Linked DNA regions of Mus musculus: regions 1 and 2 are each linked to region 3. A link is a loop called in an ENCODE intact Hi-C map of the cell type or tissue named here. Cell type or tissue: left cerebral cortex. All regions are shown on one strand. Each heading gives the region's core, and the rest is flanking DNA. Links, peaks and the distances in the headings are about the cores only. Region 1 holds the start of Tafa5 (TAFA chemokine like family member 5). Region 2 holds the start of Gramd4 (GRAM domain containing 4). Region 3 overlaps Tbc1d22a (TBC1 domain family, member 22a).

The links. Hi-C counts contacts between places; a loop is a spot of excess contacts. Peaks named below come from ENCODE experiments on the same cell type or tissue, not always from the same donor. Only the 100,000 strongest peaks of a DNase experiment are listed, where the experiment ranks them.
Region 1: it touches region 3 in a loop (4-fold over the local background); 8 of 42 quality-filtered maps call a loop at or near these places.
Region 2: a loop joins it to region 3, with 2.3 times the contacts of the local background. A loop is called at or near these places in 2 of 42 quality-filtered maps.

The regions. Positions count from the first base shown.
Region 1 is chr15:87,541,522-87,547,138 of GRCm38, reverse strand. It overlaps Tafa5 (TAFA chemokine like family member 5), which reads right to left and starts at 2,840. Exons shown (of 4, transcript NM_001252310.1): 1 at 2,536-2,840. The coding sequence starts at 2,647. Gm35471 (a long non-coding RNA gene) reads left to right here and starts at 3,166. Exons shown (of 3, transcript XR_384322.2): 1 at 3,166-3,677. In left cerebral cortex, for the core only: CTCF peaks have their summits at 3,068 and 5,271 (motif pointing right); DNase peaks (open chromatin) are centred at 2,055, 2,620, 3,014, 5,294 and 3 more places; H3K4me3 peaks cover 2,860 bases; H3K27ac peaks cover 1,643 bases.
Region 2 is chr15:86,055,936-86,061,552 of GRCm38, reverse strand. Gramd4 (GRAM domain containing 4) reads right to left here and starts at 2,791. Exons shown (of 19, transcript NM_001379572.1): 1 at 2,592-2,791. The coding sequence starts at 2,620. It overlaps Gm41375 (a long non-coding RNA gene), which reads left to right and starts at 2,937. Exons shown (of 3, transcript XR_875536.2): 1 at 2,937-3,161; 2 at 4,712-4,823. In left cerebral cortex, for the core only: no CTCF peak of the experiment used is centred there; DNase peaks (open chromatin) are centred at 2,188 and 2,939; H3K4me3 peaks cover 3,026 bases; H3K27ac peaks cover 1,459 bases.
Region 3 is chr15:86,236,972-86,242,588 of GRCm38, reverse strand. Tbc1d22a (TBC1 domain family, member 22a) reads right to left here. Exons shown (of 13, transcript NM_145476.2): 4 at 3,296-3,472. Among named protein-coding and RNA genes, the nearest start is that of Tbc1d22a, 25 kb to the right of the region's middle. In left cerebral cortex, for the core only: a CTCF peak has its summit at 2,580; DNase peaks (open chromatin) are centred at 2,588 and 4,324.

The DNA of each region.
Region 1 (5,617 bases), core at 319-5,318, 1.3 Mb before region 3:
TAGCAAAGAAGGGTGTCCAATGGGCAAGAGCTGTTGAGCCCCCCAGCAGAAACCAGGCCAGGAAATAATCTAGTTTCCTCCACTTAGCGCCAGGAAGTGAGATCCGTGTGTGTTACAGAGAAACATACACACCGTAGGGCAGCATTACTGAGCCCTAAAAGATGGACGCTGGCTTCCTAAGTGTCTCCGCTCAGTAGCAGAAAGACACTTAGGGTAATAAAAGTCCTCGCTGAAACATCTTGCACACAAAGATGCTAACTATCTTTCATCCCAGATGTGTTGGAAGAAAGGCTGGAAATCGCAAGAACTATCTAATTATCATTTTCTATGCATTATCAATTCTAAGGGGGGGGGGAGGAAAAAAAGAAATATCTTTTTCTCTAGGATTCCAATTCCCAGCTATAAATTATGATGATGTTATTTTGTATTTTAGAGAAATGCTTTAATTTCTCCAATTGCATTTCTGGTGTAATGGGGTGTGTCTGAAAACGTTAGCTTATTGTCAATTATTCCATTACGTGGGGATGGAAACAGCTATCAAAATGTGGCTGTTCAGAAGCTTCGTTATTAAGGACTTCTGCTCTTCTGGATAAGTCATTCTTACCGACTGCCCTTATAGCAGAGAACCAACTTGCAGGAAGATAGGGCTGCCCTTTTCTCTGAATATATGACATTACTTCCCTATAGTCAGATCAAGAAGCAAGCCAACAGGACGAAGTGGGGCCGAAGCTAGGAAACAAGGGACAAAGGCTATACTAGCTGGGAGTGCATACAAGGCCCCAGCTTGGTGGCTCCCTGAAGAGGAGAGTGTTGAGGTCAAGGGCTGGGTTGTCACTCAGTCAGTAACAGTGGATGGCTGTCCCTTTTCAACATGCAGAGCTGCCTCTATGAGCCCAGTCTACAGCTCTGGGCTCTCGGGCTGACCCAAGGACAGTGTTACCAGAATCTGCCTAGGAAGAGCAGCCAGCTCCAGGTTTCCGCGCCCCGTGCCCCTCCCCCACTGCTGAATGTGCCACTCCTGGGACAACACCAGGAAGTGCATTTCATCCTGGTATCACCTGTCTATCTCTGGAGTTTACCCATCTTTAACCCGTCCTGTATCATTAAGGAATCTAGGCTCAATGGTACCTGGGAAGAAGCCCCTGAAAGAAGCCGGCAGGCTACAGAAGGCTAAGCAGTGAGTACTCTCCTGTGGCTCAGCCCACCAGCTTCCTTTCCCTATCCTAGGGCAGCCAGGTTAGAATACTGTCAGCAGCCAGTCTCTTGCTTGATGAACCTCAAGGCGCCACAGCAGCACAGGCATATGCAGACTGAGTAGTTCCTCTGGGCTCACTAGCATTTCCCTTAAGATGCCTCGACCATGTTGGGGGTTGAGCTATCCCCATTCAGAGTTGTCCCAGGACTCTGATGACATATTCGGCCTCGACTTGAGTCTCAAGACTGCTGCAATTTCATTTCAGAGCTAGGATTGGGAACTAGGAGGCCCCAGGCTCGAGCGATGGCCGGGGAAAGGAGGGAGGAGTGAGAGGAACCACTTGGTGATGGCCTTTTATTTTAAATTAGTAAAGAATCCATATTTTGTCATCACCTCCCTTGCCTGTGGCATTTTTTTCATGACAGGTGTTCACTGGCACTAGTTTTTCTTCCCGCAGAGACGGGAAGGAAGGCAGAAACTGTAACCAGGCAAGCGCCCATCTCTTATAGAGCCTATGCCCGGGACTCTAACCAGCCTCTACCCACCCCAACAGCTTCCGACAGTCAGCAGACACCAGCCAAGATGATGCCTACCCATACTACACCAGCCCCAAGACTGTACCCAGGACTCAGATTATCGGTACCCAGATAAGACCTACTGATAAGATCACCCATCGTCCGGGTCCCAGCCTAAGCCCAGCTCCAGAACCCCGTGCCAGGCTCCGACCAGCCCGCACCTCCCTCCGCAGCCCTTGCCAGACCCACTGGGTCGTCAGTTCATTCCTCCGAACCACCCTTGCAGCGGTAGCGGGCCCTCCCCTCCAGAGGCATCCGTTCCCTTACTTCTCCTTTTACAGAAAGCATCTGGCGAGCCCGCTTCCTAGCAAGGCAGAGGCTCCACCACGCGTCGGAGGAACCCAAGCCGCGGTCCTGCCCGAGGAGTCCCGCTCGGGCTCGGTTGCTGCGTCCCCATAAGTCCCCGGAGGGAGTGTCGCCGGCGGGAAGCTCCGCTCGGTCGCTAGCCTGGGCCGGAGCGGCGACCGCACGGCGGACACCGGGCACCGCCGCGCAGGGACGCGCTGTGCCTGCCTGGGCCTGATGCCGGCCCTGCTGGCTAGTCCGCGGAAGCTCGCCGGGGCTGCTGTGCCCGGCCGCGGAGTGTCTGGACCCCGGAGCCGCCTGCACCAAGCCCTCCCGGGCCAGCGGAACAGCGGCCAAGACCCGGGACCGCGCGCCACGCGCTCGCAACTCCGCACCGACGCGGGGCGCCCCGCCGGGGCTGGGGCTGGGGCCGCTTGGAGGACCCGAGGCCCTTATGGGGCCCGGGTGCACGGTACTCACTGCAGTAGGCGATGAGCAGGCTGGCCAGGATCATGAATGCCCAAAAAGTTGAGGACATGCTGGGCAGGGCGGTCGCATCTTGCCGGCTGCTGGTCCTGGGCGATGGCGCCATTGAAGCCGCGGTGCCCGCGCGGGGGGCAGCAGCGCTTCTCAGCAGCCGGCCCTGCCCGCGCCCCCGCGCCGGCCTCCACGTGCGGGCCCCGCGCGTGCCATCCTCCTCCTCGTCCTCCTCCTCCTCCTCTTCCTCGTCCTCCTCCTCCTCCTCCTTCTCCGCCGCCGCCGCCGCGCCCGGGCCCCGGCCCACTGCGCCCCGCGCCGCCCGCCCCGCGCCGCGCCCGCGCCGCCCGCGCCCGTGCTCGCCCGCCCGGGGACGCCAGCCCGCGGCTCTGGGCGTCGCTGCGCGCCCCGGCTCAGCGCGCCCCGTCACCAGTACGAGGGGCGCGCCTGGAGCGCGTGCCCGGCGTGGCGGGGCCTCGCACTGGCCCGGGACCGGCGAGGGAGGCGAGCAGAGGGGACGCCGCGCCCTAGCCGAGCCTCTGGATGGCGACAGAGACGGCCCAGCATCCTCGTAGCCTGGGCTCTGGGCGCGCAAGACCCTCAGGGCCAGCGGGAAGTTAGGTGACTTGGGACCCCCTTCCCCCCCCCCCCCCCCCACGCGAGAGTCTTCCACCAAAGGCCTGGGACGCTGGGGTCCCAGACCTTGTTTGGTATTGATCCGGAAAGTGAACCGAAAGTTTATTCAAAGCAAATAATGCTTTCAGCCTGTTTCCCATTTGTGCCCAGCACCAGGGCTCCTGAGTATGCCTTGTTGCTCTGAGCCCACCAGAGAGCATCTGAGCGCACCTGCACCCTGTCTCTAGAACTTGCCATCCTGTGGGCTCTGTGTGTCTACCCTAAGAAGACATTCCTTTGCATCTTCCTGATGCACTTCCTTGACTCCCGTGTACCACAGCCTCTGCCCCCAGGCCATGGCCTGTGGTTCCTCTCTCTCATCCATTTTCCAGAGTGTGTGCAGGATAAAGTCCCTGGTCTGGTTTTCTGAGGAGGGTAGCGAAGACTACAACTCTGATGTGCATTCCTGCCGTTGGACAACGGGTTTGCCCCTGTAAACCAGCGGAATCGGGTCACTTCCACTTTCCCTTGTAAGTTCCTTGCACTCCAGGAAGAAACTCTAAAAGCTGGTGTTTTCCCCAGGTGGCCCTGTAGGTCCATGGCCATGAAGGTCGATTCCATTCCCTTCCTGTGCACCAGTGAACATGCTAACAGCAGGCCCAGTTAGGCTTCTCATTGGTGTTTGTTCTGCATGGGAAGGGGTGGTACCCCCACACAAGATCTCATTAGAAATGGAGGCTTTTCCCCACAAGCTACTTGGTGCATACCAGCATAAGCCTTTCCCCTTGCACCCTGGTCCAGTGTGGCATTTAAACAGACCAGGACATAGAGAACGTTGCTGAGGGGCTGAAGGAGGGCAAGTACCCAGGTTGTATACATACGCAGACACATACGCACTCCACATGCGCACCATGTTCATGCACACACGCACACCACATAGCTGAACTCCATACACACTCCACTTGGATACATGCATGCCACAAGCTTGTTTCTACACAAGCTACATGTATATCATGTGGCTATAGGCACACACTCCCCTACATAGGTACATGCACAAGGCACTGACATTCACATGCATGCTACATGGTCACACATACCTCCACATACATGCACACATATACACACATGTATGCTATATAGAGCACACATGTGCATGCACACATGCAAAAATATACATGTGCATACATGTACAGCATGTGACCACACATGCATGTGCACACACATGCATAGACATACATACATGTCGCATGGCCACAGCCACATGAATGAATATGCACATGCATATTTGCCATGCACACGTGCACACATGCATAGAATGCACAAGTACTTGCTCTCAGAAGCACATATACATCCAAAACAGTGCTAGTGAAATGGAGTCAGGCTTCTCACTGCCTAGCCCCTGGTAATGGTCTCTCTGTAATATGAACATGCCTACCAAGGGGGTTTCCCACTAATTTCTGACTTCCATTTCCTGTTTAACTAAGATCCAGGTTTTCTGGGTACCATCTTCTCCAGGATAGCTTCCCCAGTCTCACTTTCCTGTAGGGAGGACAGTCTGCAGAAACCAGACATCCTGACATTGTCAGGAGGGCAGGGTGGTAGCACATTTTGTCTCGAATATTCCAGATAGACATATCTCTCTCCCCCCTAACCTAAGGAGGGGGGGTCCCTCAGCCAGGTTCTACAAAGTTGAAAATGGCTGTCTGAAACTGCTGTCATATGCCTTCTGTTGATCAAAGCCTTTTAACCTGCAAAAGGAACAAAGCTCTAAATCCATGCATACTCCACTTCATCCTGTCTTCCCTGAAATTCTTCTCAGAGACAGACATCCTTCACACAACATGCTTTTATTGGGTATCTACTCGATGTCAGGCATGTGGGACCAGAAAAACAATTATACTTAGATTTCTCTCTCCCTGAGAAGTTCAGGTTTGAAGAATAGCAAGGAAAATGCAATCACATCCATGAGCCAGGTATTGTGGTGAGAAAGAGTCAAGGTACTGTTGGAACCTTTGAGGGCTTTCTAAAACAGACTTACTTATTTTTTATTTATGAGTGTGTATGGGGGGAGGGGGTGGCACTTGCATGTGTGCAGTTTTGTGCACTGTTTTCATGCCTCAGAGGCCAGCAGAGGGCATCAGGTCCCTCTGGAACTGGGATCACAGGTAGTTGTGAGTCACCATGTGAGTACTGGAACCCAGCCCTCTGGGAGAGCAACAAGAGCTCTGAACCAATGAGCCATCACTCGGTCATTCTGTTGGCATGTTCAACCCAAGGTTGAGTCCTGGGGTGTTGTAAGGTATGGGCTGGGAGAGCTTCTGTGAGATGTGTCAACAGACAGATTTTGGTGCCATCCTTAGTACACACCCCCCTCTTCTCCCTCTTCTGTCTCTCTCTCTCTCTCTCTCTCTCTCTCTCTCTCTCTCTCTCTCTCTCTGTCTCTCTCTCTGTCTCTCTCTCTGTCTCTCTC
Region 2 (5,617 bases), core at 195-5,194, 180 kb after region 3:
ACCACAGCAACTGTCCCAACAGCCACCTACCTACACAAGCGGGCTGCCGCCTTGCCCCGCACTGCCAGAGGGCCAGCCGCACCCTCGCAGTCCACCTAGCAGGGAAGAATGCAGAAGCTCAGAAAAGGTGGCCCAACCACACAAGCCAGTCACTGCATCTCCACTGACAGACAATTACCGCCACACACACTAAAGTGCTGCCATTATGATATACCAAGAAAGCCAAACACCAGAGCAGAGGGGCCAGGGCTGCTTAGAAGGAGAACCTACCTACCCAGCTCCCCAAAGAGGACGGCCCCCAAACACAGTCCTTGCCCCATCATGAGCACCCCAACCCTGTAAAGGCTCAGTAGATCCGGCTTCTAGAGAGAAGCCCTACCAGTGCATGAGGAACTGGATAGGGCTCCCATGTGTCCCCAGAGAAGGAAGGGACACCACAAAGCACATTAGCCAACAAGGATCCCACAGCAGAATACTAAGCCTTTGGTTCTCCAGACATGAATTCTGTCCAGATGTGGCATGGCTGGAGTTGCTATTTCTAAACAGCTGTAACTTCCTATGCCGTACAAGCACAGCCAAGTCTCAGAGCCTCCGGTGACACTGTTTCCATTGTGTGGAGCACTCGCTATTGTGAGGCAGAAATGTTGATTCAGGAAACAGGTCCGACTCTCCTCTTTCTAGGTGGTGAAGGTGAAGGTGAAGCCCAGAGAGAATGAGGACAGCGGAGGCCACGGCTGTTGGCACCGACGACTGCGCTGTCTGCTGGCGCCACTCCGGGGGAGCCACGATAATGGAGGGCACCAGGAGGTTTGGAGAGAGAGAGACCACTGGTTTTCCCTTAAGGAATACACCTCTGCAAAAACCTCTCTGCCTGCCTGGGGAGGAGGCACAGGATAAACAGGTGCCCAGGCTGGGTGGAAACAGACCTCAACTCTGAGACTATCTCGGGCAGTTTATAGGACATAAGTTCTAGCATGGACTCAGACAGACATCTCCGGAACCAACAGGGACAGCCATGTTCACCACCATCAGCCAGGATGGCAGAGGAAAGCAGGGAAATGATGGTCCACAAAGAATTCCATCCTGGGTATCCAACCTCCTAGATATCCTAGCCCGTACCCCTGGGAGTTCAGTAATCAGTACCACAGCAAAGGCAGGGGGCTCCAAGTCCACAAGCAGTTTGGGGAGGAGGGAGGAGCAGGCATGTTGACTGAGACTCCCAGCTGGGGTGTCCCAGAGAGCATCTTTATATTGTGGCTTCATCCTAGCACGGGTCAGGGATACTAAATAAAGCACTCTGACTGGACTGGGCTGTGTATCCCCAAATGGGCCTGGGAACAGGTTGGGCAGAATGAGAGAAGATTCTTCCGATCTCTGCAGGGCCACTAAGCCACCTGAGAGGCACAGGGTGGATGGCCTTGCCTGACTCCTCACCTAGAGTGTGTCTGGCTGCCGTGGAACCCACACCATCTTGTTAACTCTTATCTTGTCATTAGTCACCCACTGATAAGGAAACTGAGGCAGGGCTGGTTTTGTGACAGTGCCTTGCCCGATCTCACAGAACAGGTATCCGAGATAAACTAACTTCCAACTGTCCTTTATTTCAAACCCTACAGAGCCTGGACCATGACCCCTCCTTCTGAACCTGGCCCTAAAGCAAGCTCCTACCTGGCTGGGGTTCAGCGAAATTGAGGATTGGGGGGGGGAGTGCGTTAAGACTCAGCACCTTTAATTTTGTCCCTAATCTACACAAGGCAAGGCAGGAAGGGAACCCACTCTGAACAAGGTCCCCCCAAACTGAATCTCTCTTATCTCTGAAAATGGGAAGTTCCAAAGAGTACAAGGTTCTGCCTCTGGCCCTAGAAGCCTGCTTCTTACCCTGGCCACGGGTAGGAAGGCCACAGGGGAACCAACATCCAGACTAGTCAGTCCCTCTCCACCCTTCAGAGGTGCTGGTCCCGCTCTGGACAGATGAAGTCTTAGGTTAGGGACTGCCACACAGCACCCCACCTTAACGGTTGTATAAACACATAGGCCTAAGCTCCAGCCCAGGTGCCAACTGTCCCCAGAATCCCATAGGCTAATTCCAAATGAAAGGAAAAGATATAACAGAGAGCAGGGTGTGGAAAGGGAGCAAGCGTCCACAACTTTTCCCCGGGTCATCTGTTGGGCCACACCGGCCTGGACAGCCCTCCTCCTTTTCAGTCCTCCCCCACCACCAAGAGAGTGGGTCAGTAGGACGACATTTGCTGTGCCCTCATCCTGACCCCCCCGCTAGCGGCCTAGGCATGGTGACCCATCTAATGACTCCCCCACATCATAGTTTGGGCCCTGCGTCCCATCGACGTCTGCCTCTCGCCCACCAGGACCCTGACCCGCACAGCGCCCGTGGTACGCGCGAGGGGCGGCCGTGACGCGCGCCCCGGGAGCGTGTGTGCGGGGGCGCGCCCGCGCTGCTCCCCGAAGGGAGGGTCGCTGCTGTGGGCCACCGAGTGAGAGTGTGGGCACACGGGGTCGCGGCCCGGCAGCTAGGACAGAGCGTGGCCAGCGTCGCCCAGGTCCGTGTGGGAGTCCGCGTGCGCGCCGCTTACCCTGCGGGATGATCGGGGCCAACTCTCATCCACCCGCCGCCGCGGCGCCCCCCTGGCCGGCCACCCGGCCGCGCTGCACCTGCCGCCCTCCCGGGAGCCCAGCGGCGCCGGGGAGCGGGGACTACGCGGCCCCGCGGGTGCCGGCCACGAGCGCGGAGGCGGCGCCGCGTCGCGCGCTCACGTCCTGCTGCGCGGAGTCTGCGCGCCCCCCGACCGGGCCTGCGCAAGCCGCCGCCCCGCTCCGCCCCCTCGCCTCCCCGCCCTCCCTGCCCGGTGTGTGCGCGCGCGCGCGCCCGATCACGCGGCGCCGCCTTTGTTTGGGTGACCCACGTGGGTCCTCGCCGCGCGTGCCCACGCGCACGCGTGGCCGCCTGCCAGTCGCAGCCACGGGCACAACCGAGCACAAGGATACACTCCACTGTCACCTCTCTCCCGGCGAACTGGCTTGACGGTTACTGCCAAATGGAGACCCGCGCTTGGTGTAGAAATACTTGTCCTGGCACCGCCAGGCTGGACTCAGAGCACAGCTCCACACTGGGAAAAGGACATGGAACCTCCACCTGGAGGGCAGTGAGCAACTCCTCCCTTCTCTCCCACTCAGTACCTAACCAGGAATGCCACATACCTTTAAATGTCACCGTAGCGATAGGAAGCCTACTTTAGCTCTAGTACTATCTTAAAGGAAAAGAGATCCTCCAGGAGTCACTTCCCCCGTTTTGACTCGCCTTTCAAAAACCAGGGTTGACAAGGACCCAGAAAGATAACTAATGAACCTGGTAAAAGACCACACCCTCCAGAACCCCAGGCCCTAGCCTGGTTGGAGGACTGACCTGCAGCACCGTATGGGGTCTGACCTAGGAGGTCCACTGTAGGGTACGAGGGTGACTGTAGCAAACTCAGCATCAGCAAGTGGAGACAGCACATTAGACCTGTGACCACATGACCCGCTTGCACTGCGGGGCTTTGACGACCTCACCTCCAACCCTCTCAATCCAGAACTGTCCCCCACCTTATTATGTCTCAAGCACCCCAGGAGATTTGAGGAATGCTGAAGGACTCTGAAGCTTTCTGGGGGGTGGGGTGGGTGGGGGCAGGATTCAGGCCCCCTTTTGTCCTCCAGCATTGCCTACCTTCCAGACAGGCCTTTGTCCCAGGGTCTGGGGCTGGCATCCAGAGAGGCTCCTGTAGGTGAGCTCTCTCTCTCTCTGAATGCAGAGTGAGAAGCAATGCCCATGTGTAGCACAACATGAGGTCTGTCCAATGGCTCTTGGCTGGCAGTGTGAGATGCCAGGCTAAGCTGCCTGCAGGGCTTGGTCTTGGCAAGATGAGAGCTACTTTGGGCAGGAACCTCCTCTGAGTCACCTTTGTGCGGCATCCCAGCCCAATGCCACACCAATCTCGCTGGTTCCTCCTACCCCTGGCTTTCCCTGCTTCCTCTCTGTCCTACAGCAAAACCGGACTCTGGTCGTCGCCCCACCCCCACCGCCCCCTGCAAGCACAAGTGCTACTTTCCTGCCTCCAGGATTGCCTAGACCATATCCTCCCTGGGGCGCGGAGGAGGGGGGAGCCTCTCCACTCTGGCCCTACCCAACCTTCCAAGCTAACTCCAAAGTTTCAGCTCCACAAAGCCTCCCTTGACCAGTCGCCCAGTTAGAAAATGTTTCTAGCTTCCCAGGAAGCCAGAGTTCTCGGGAGTCATTCCCCACCCTTCTCCTGTGAACTCAGCTGGGCAGCTTCTACCAGGAGAGGTTCGATGCATTCATGTAGGGATCCCTCCCTGCTGAAGTTAAAGTGTGTCTCCAGAGTCCCTGCATTGCAAGCTTAATCCCCAGTACACCCATGTGGCACGTGATTACTTTGAAGGGCTCTGCCCTCAGAAAGGCTTTATGATCTGAGCTGGCTTTATAGAGTAGGCTCTCGATGGAAGGTGGGTTGGTTTGAATGAGAAATGGCCCCCATAGGCTCATATTTTGAATGCTTGGTTCCCCAGATGGTGACATTGTTTGGGAAGGATTAGAAGGTGTGGCCTTGCTAGAGGAGGTGTGTTTCTGGTGTGCTTGAGGTTCCACAAACCCATATTCCTGGTTAACTTTCTCCCTGCCTCATGTCTGTGTCTCAAGGTATAAGCTCCCAGCGACCGCTCCAGCACCATGCCTGCCTGTCTGCTACCATGTTGCCTGCCGTGATAGTTAACGGACTAACCCATGGGAGTCCCAGATTAGACACTTGTCTGTAAGTCACCTTGGTCATAATGTCTCATCAAAGCAATAGAAAAGTAAGTCCCTGACATGCACTCATGAGGATGGCATGACAGGCAGGTCCTCACTATCACACAGGACATCCTGAAGCCAGCCAGCACAGCTGCAGAAGGGCTCTATGCGAGGTGTTACAGGAAGCCCTGCCCCTCACGTCCAGTCACTCTCTCTGGCTTCCTGTTCCTCTGTAGACAGGCCCTGCCCTCAGCTCCTGACCCCAGGGGAGAATCCTCTCTGGCCTTATTCCTGTAGCATATCTCCATCTCTGCTGTTTCCGGTTCAGCCTGCATGTGTTAATGGTGATGGGAAGGGAGCCTGGGAGATGCTGGGGCTTCTGGTCAAGCTGAGCCACCAGAGGCCATAGCATCACCGCATCAGGAAGACAACCAGCAGATACACGCAACAGCCAGAGCCTGGCATAACCCAGAGGGTGCCCAGGAATGTTCTTTGCATGAGTATCCAGGATGAGCCCCACAATGGAGCCAGACTTCTCTAATCCCTCCCCTCCTGCTCACAAGCATTCACTGGGTACCCATTCCCAGGCACTGCCTGGTGGAGAATGAAACTGGTCAATAAGTACATTCTAGAAGACAGACTTGGACAGACACTACCCCTAGGAGAACTTGGGGTTACCATGACCACCACCTACTCAGAGGCTCCTCACAACCATGGCCCCTCATTAACTGATAAAGGCTATTGTGGTCCCGACTGTGTCTCACAAATCTGAATATTTGAAGTCCTAATATACCAGACCTCGGAACAGGACTGCAT
Region 3 (5,617 bases), core at 283-5,282:
GGCAGCCCTCAGGAAACATCACATTTTGCATATTCCGAATGGTCCTCCTGATCAGCAGACACATGTGATGAACATGAATGCCTCCAAGTGTCATTTTCCCAGGCTTCAAAGCAGGCAGGCTTTGTGTGAGTAAATATTGAGTTGATGCTAAGAGGGGAGTGAGCTGTTAAGTTCTATTTGCCACTTTCATCCCTGGGCTCATAACAGAGCATAAGCTACACAAAGAGCAGCGGATGCTGGCACAGGCCTTCGGCAGGTAGAGCCATTTCTGCTGGTCCTTCTCACATCAGCGATTTGCTTCTCCAGCTTCGGCAAATATTTACCACTTTGGGTTTTATGTAATGGGAGGATAATGTATTCCACTGTCCTCAGAGCTACCTTAAAGGCCTTAGGAAAACAGGCAATTTACAAGCTATGTTTCTCTTGCCACTAAATACAAATCCAGTAATTGTTTATCTTTGAAAGCAAATGGTTTTAACTTTTTGGCTTTAAACATTCAAACAGAATTCTTAAAGAAAAAACTAAAACCACAGTCAGAGCGACCTGACAAAGGCCTGACCTTACATCCGACCTTTCACCCACACATGGTCACACTGACCCATAAGCCCTGAAGGCTTTACTGCAGTACAGTTTGACTTCTAATGCTGCCTAGTGGCAAGACCCATAAGAAGATTCTAGCCACTGCCCAGAGCTGAACCAGATCTGGACTGCCATCAGGTAAACCTGTCCTTATCAACTATCTCCTGGCCACCTGGCCACATGCCTAAGGTATAAACCAATGGACATAGCCAAGAAAATGTCTGGAAACAACTCTGATGCATCCACAGATCACCAAAGGGCCGTACTGTGATAATCGGTATCCCTGGGCGTTTGCTACAGCCAGCACTCCAGAGGTCTGTGCAGTGTCTCAGCCCAGCTCCAGACAGGTACACCTTACAGGCGAGCAAGGACACAGGACAACCAGGATCACAAGTTACCAAACCTGCTCAAGGTCTCCACCCAGATGGCCAACTCCAGAGGCCTCTTGTAACAAGCATGGGGGGATCCGCCTTCTCCCTACACATTCAGTGAGATCCACTGAAGATCCTGAGCAGCCAACTGACAGCCCCGGTTCAGCAAAACATGGGTGCATGGTGTGCTAGAAAGGTAGAGATAGGATTTCAACTTCAACTGGGAGATTCTGCTCCTTTTGTATGAAAACCCTATTTTCCTACCTTGGTGAAGGGAACTAACTAACTTCCACCCATCTAGCTCTATGCCAAGCCTAACAGAGCCACCCTGTCTGTAGTCTCCTCCCCACCCTAGGTGAGAACTATTCCACGGACACCATCATCAACGTAACAGATGCCTTCAGGAGCGCCTGCCTTATCTGCACAAGGTCCTGGGCTGGAGTAACCGACAATCAGCGCAAGCCTCCATCCCTATCAGTATAGGGCTTGTGAAATAAACTGTGGGTCACCCACAGAGTGCCATGTGGCTCTCTATACACTTCTGTGTAAATACATATAAATTCAAAAGGTGAGGTGTGGACCAGCGTGTCCACCTGGGTGGATGAAGAAAAGGTACTACATGAACACACAGACTCCAAGGTGCGGCTCTACAGACTGCCGCTAAGGAAAGGGTGAGAACACACACACACCACCATGATGCTCCTGCCGAGCGAGACTCACTCCCCTGAACCTAATCACAAGGGAGCCTCAGACTCACATAATCAGAGGGACCCTCACAAATGACTGCCTACACGCCTTCAATGTGTCAGGATCAAAGTGCGCTCCAGGCTCACAGAGATATGAGAGCAGAGAGGACTGTGGGGAGGGTCCATGGAGCTCTGGATGGTGGACAAGGAAACAGGAGATATAATGAACACTCTGGGGTACAGCTAGAAAATGTGAACGAACACCGTGCATCCTCACAAGGCAAGCGGCACTGTGTCAAGGCTACATTTCTTTACACTGAATGAGCTGGTTCCTGTGCTCTTAGGAAGTGTACAGCAAAGCTCTCGGGAGGAAGTGGAAGGATGTCCCCGACGTACCCTCAAATGGTTCTGGAGACACACACAAGCACAGACGAGAATGGTGACTGGGTAGATGTGTGGAAGCTGCTTGTTCAATCCTGGAGACTTCTCCTGAGTATAAAGTTACATAAAGGATGTAACGTGGCACAGGCCACCTCTGACAGGAGCGCAGAAGCCTATCCTCACTCTTCATCCTCTTGTGCTTCATAACATCCTAAGACAGGCATGTGCTACTGAGTTTTTAAAAACATAGTTAAAAGCCAGGCGTGGTGGCACATGCCTTTAATCACAGCACTCAGAAGAGGCAAACTTTGTGAGTTCAAGGTCAGCCTAATTTACATATCGAGTTCCAGCACAGCCAGGGCTATATAGGGAGACCCTGACTCAAAAAGAAGAAAAAAAAAGTATTACACTAAAAGAAAAATTCCATTGCACAGACTTTAAGACCTAAGGCGCCCTGCTCCAACCTTGAACAGAAAACTTGGCCATCCTTCCCTAAAGCTCCCCAGAGGCACAGGTCAGCTTCCTGCGGCCCATCCACAGGCCCCACGCGCCACCTCCTGACCATGAGGGGCATTGCACCTCACAGTCCTCGGCCTGCAGTGTGCTGCTCTGCACTGCCTCTCTCTCCCGTTCAAACACTATTTCTCTGCTGTGAGGGATCCCATGGCCGGGACCTCTCGTGGCCCTCAGAAAAGTCAAGTCCCTAATAAACACCTCTCCTTGAGCTCCTTCAGCAAGCACCGGCTATGAAAACGAGAGAACCAGTCATCCGACGGCAATCCCACCACAGGATCCTGAAAGCAACAACTGTCTTAGAGACTGGCCAGTGTCCACACAGGCATTGCAGGTGACCGTGCAACTGACAACAATTCACCCCGCAATCATCCTCTCCCCACTGTCACACTTATGCCACCCTTAGTCCCATGTCTGCAAAGTACAAAAGTCAATAGTTGAGGATGGTAGTCATCCCTCCTCATTCCCCAGATGTCACAGTCAACCCACAGCCTATGAAGAACAAGGACAGCCACCTGCCAGGCCTCTAGGGGCTCCCCCTGAGGACCACATACTGTAGCATTAAGTAAAAAGGATTAAGCATATATACCAGGAAATTGTATACTGTGTTGGGAATATGTTAGCACACATGTCTAAAGGAATTAAGCAGTCCAACTACCAGCATTTTAGGGACTCGATGTCATGAAAACGCAACACAGCAGGTGTGTAACCAGTTATGACACCTTTGGTCTTGTAAGAAACCACAACCCACTCTCAGGGACTCACCAAGGTCTGTGTTGGGGCCAGCAAGCAGCTGTTTGAACTTGTCCAGCCGAGAGGTCTCTCTCTTACTCAGGGCTGAGTCAGCAAGGGCATGTGGGTCAGATGTCCCACTCAGTGTCACTGTGGCCGAGTGGGGAAGAGACTGGGACCGTTGCAGAGGGACTGTATCACCGGTGCTCTCTAGAAAGGGCAGAAGAGCAAAGGGCAAGGTTAGCAGAAGCCCTTGGCCCCCTGAGCACATCTTCTCTTTTACCCATGTGCCCAGGTGCTCACCATGTTACCATGGGCCTTTGTGACCATCATCTGGTCAGCTCTCCCTCCCTCCCATCACCCAGCACCAAACACTAGCTCACTAATGAAGTACTGTTCACCAGACAAACAGATACATCCTGATAGCCAACAAAATCCAAAGCACTCCTCTGCAGCCTTCAGATATCCACAGGCCTGGACAGTAGGCTTAATGGGCCACCCAGGTGTACTCGGCAGGCAAGCCACTGTCCATCAGAAAAGGAAAGGATGATGCCACAAAGGCACTGAGGACAGCAGGTAAGTGACCAGGAGGCTCAGAAGGACCAGAGCACATCTCATTCAGTGCCCCACCACCACTCACCCACCCACCCATCCACCCATCCCAAGTCCTAGCACACAGGGACAAAGAAAGCCAGGCAGGCAAGGAGCCTTCATGGACAAGTCAGGAGCCCCTCTCTCGGGGTTTCCTTAGCTGCCCCCCCCCCCCCCAAACCCTGCAGGTTCAAGGAGTCCTGAGGAGGGAGGGGAGATGGCACAATCCATTCTGGGATCTGGCTAGGAACAGCCCAGAGAGGAGCCAGGTCACCCAACAAAGAGCCACAGGAACCAAGGGCATAAGGCTCTGTGGTCCCTGACTCTACCCAGCAGCCTCAACTCTCAGAAGGCACAGACCAGTTTGCAGTCAAGAGGGAGCTTCAGGAAAGATCCAAATTCAACATGCTGGTGTCTGCCTTAGGCCCTATAGACAAGCACCCAAAATACACCCTCCCACACATCAGCCCTGGAGCTCAGGAGCAGAACACCGTGGGGAATCTATGCATGTGTGTGTGATGCACATATGTACATCTGCATGTGCAATCAAGTTCAACAGCAGGTGTCTTCCTCAGTCCCTCTCGACTCTATTTTTGGAGGCAGGTTCTTTCACTGGGCATGAAGCTCACTGAGTTAGCTTGACTGACTAGCCAGCAAGCGCCAGAGATCCTCCATTATGTCTACATTCTAGCATCCAGGGCTGAGATGGCTACAATAGGAATGGTCCTACAGCTCAGATATTTGAATGATTGGTCATTATGGGGTAGAGCTACTTGACAGGGATTAGGAGGTGTGGCCTCGCTGGAGTAGGTGTGGCCGTGGAGGAAGTGTGTCACTGGGGATGGGCTTTGGGGTTTCAAATGCTCAAGGCAGGTCTGTGTGTGTCTCTCTCTCCCTGTTGCCTACGGATCTGGATATAGAATTCTCAGCTAGGGGCCAGGCGTGGTGGCGCACGCCTTTAATCCCAGCACTCTGGAGACAGAGGCAGGAGGATTTCTGAGCTCGAGGCCAGCCTGGTCTACAAAGTGAGCTCCAGGACAGCCAGGGCTACACAGAGAAACCCTGTCTCGGGGAAAAAAAAAAAAAAAAAAAAAGACTTCTCAGCTACTTCCCCAGCACCCCACCTGTCTGCAGGCCACTGTGCTTCCCACCATGGCCGTGATGGATTAGACCTCTAAATATAAGCAAGCCTCAGCTAAATGCTTTCTCTTATACGCATTGCTGTGGTCACTGGCGTCTCTTCACAGCAACAGAACACTGACTAGGACAGAGTCGCACACAGCTATCTGGGAGGCACAGGAGGGAGTGATGAGAATCTGAGGTAAGGATCCAGTGTCCCTCACATTTCTTCCTACTATGAGGAAACATTCACAGCCAGCAGGTCCCATCTTGAGGGTCTCTTGCAAGCAGTCGCAGCCGTTCTGGTGAAGAGGTGAGCTGTTATGATCAGAGGGTAGCACTCTATGGCAACAGGGGCTAAGCCCTGGATAGACACACTCCTGCAGCTCCCAGAGCCAATCTAACTAATCCTGGTAGAGGTCTCACTAACTACGGTGCAGGACTCCCTGGCCTGACTGATGAGGGTGTGGCAATATTCAGTCTCTGTCAGGGCACTGCAGAAATCTGAGCACACACCATGCTCAGTGACACACACTATCCAACATGAGAGCAAGATCTCTGGATGAGAACTCCTGGTCTCTGCAGGAGCCCGCACTAACAGGAGGAACTCTAGAGCCACAGACAACCCCAGCCCCACCCCAAGCC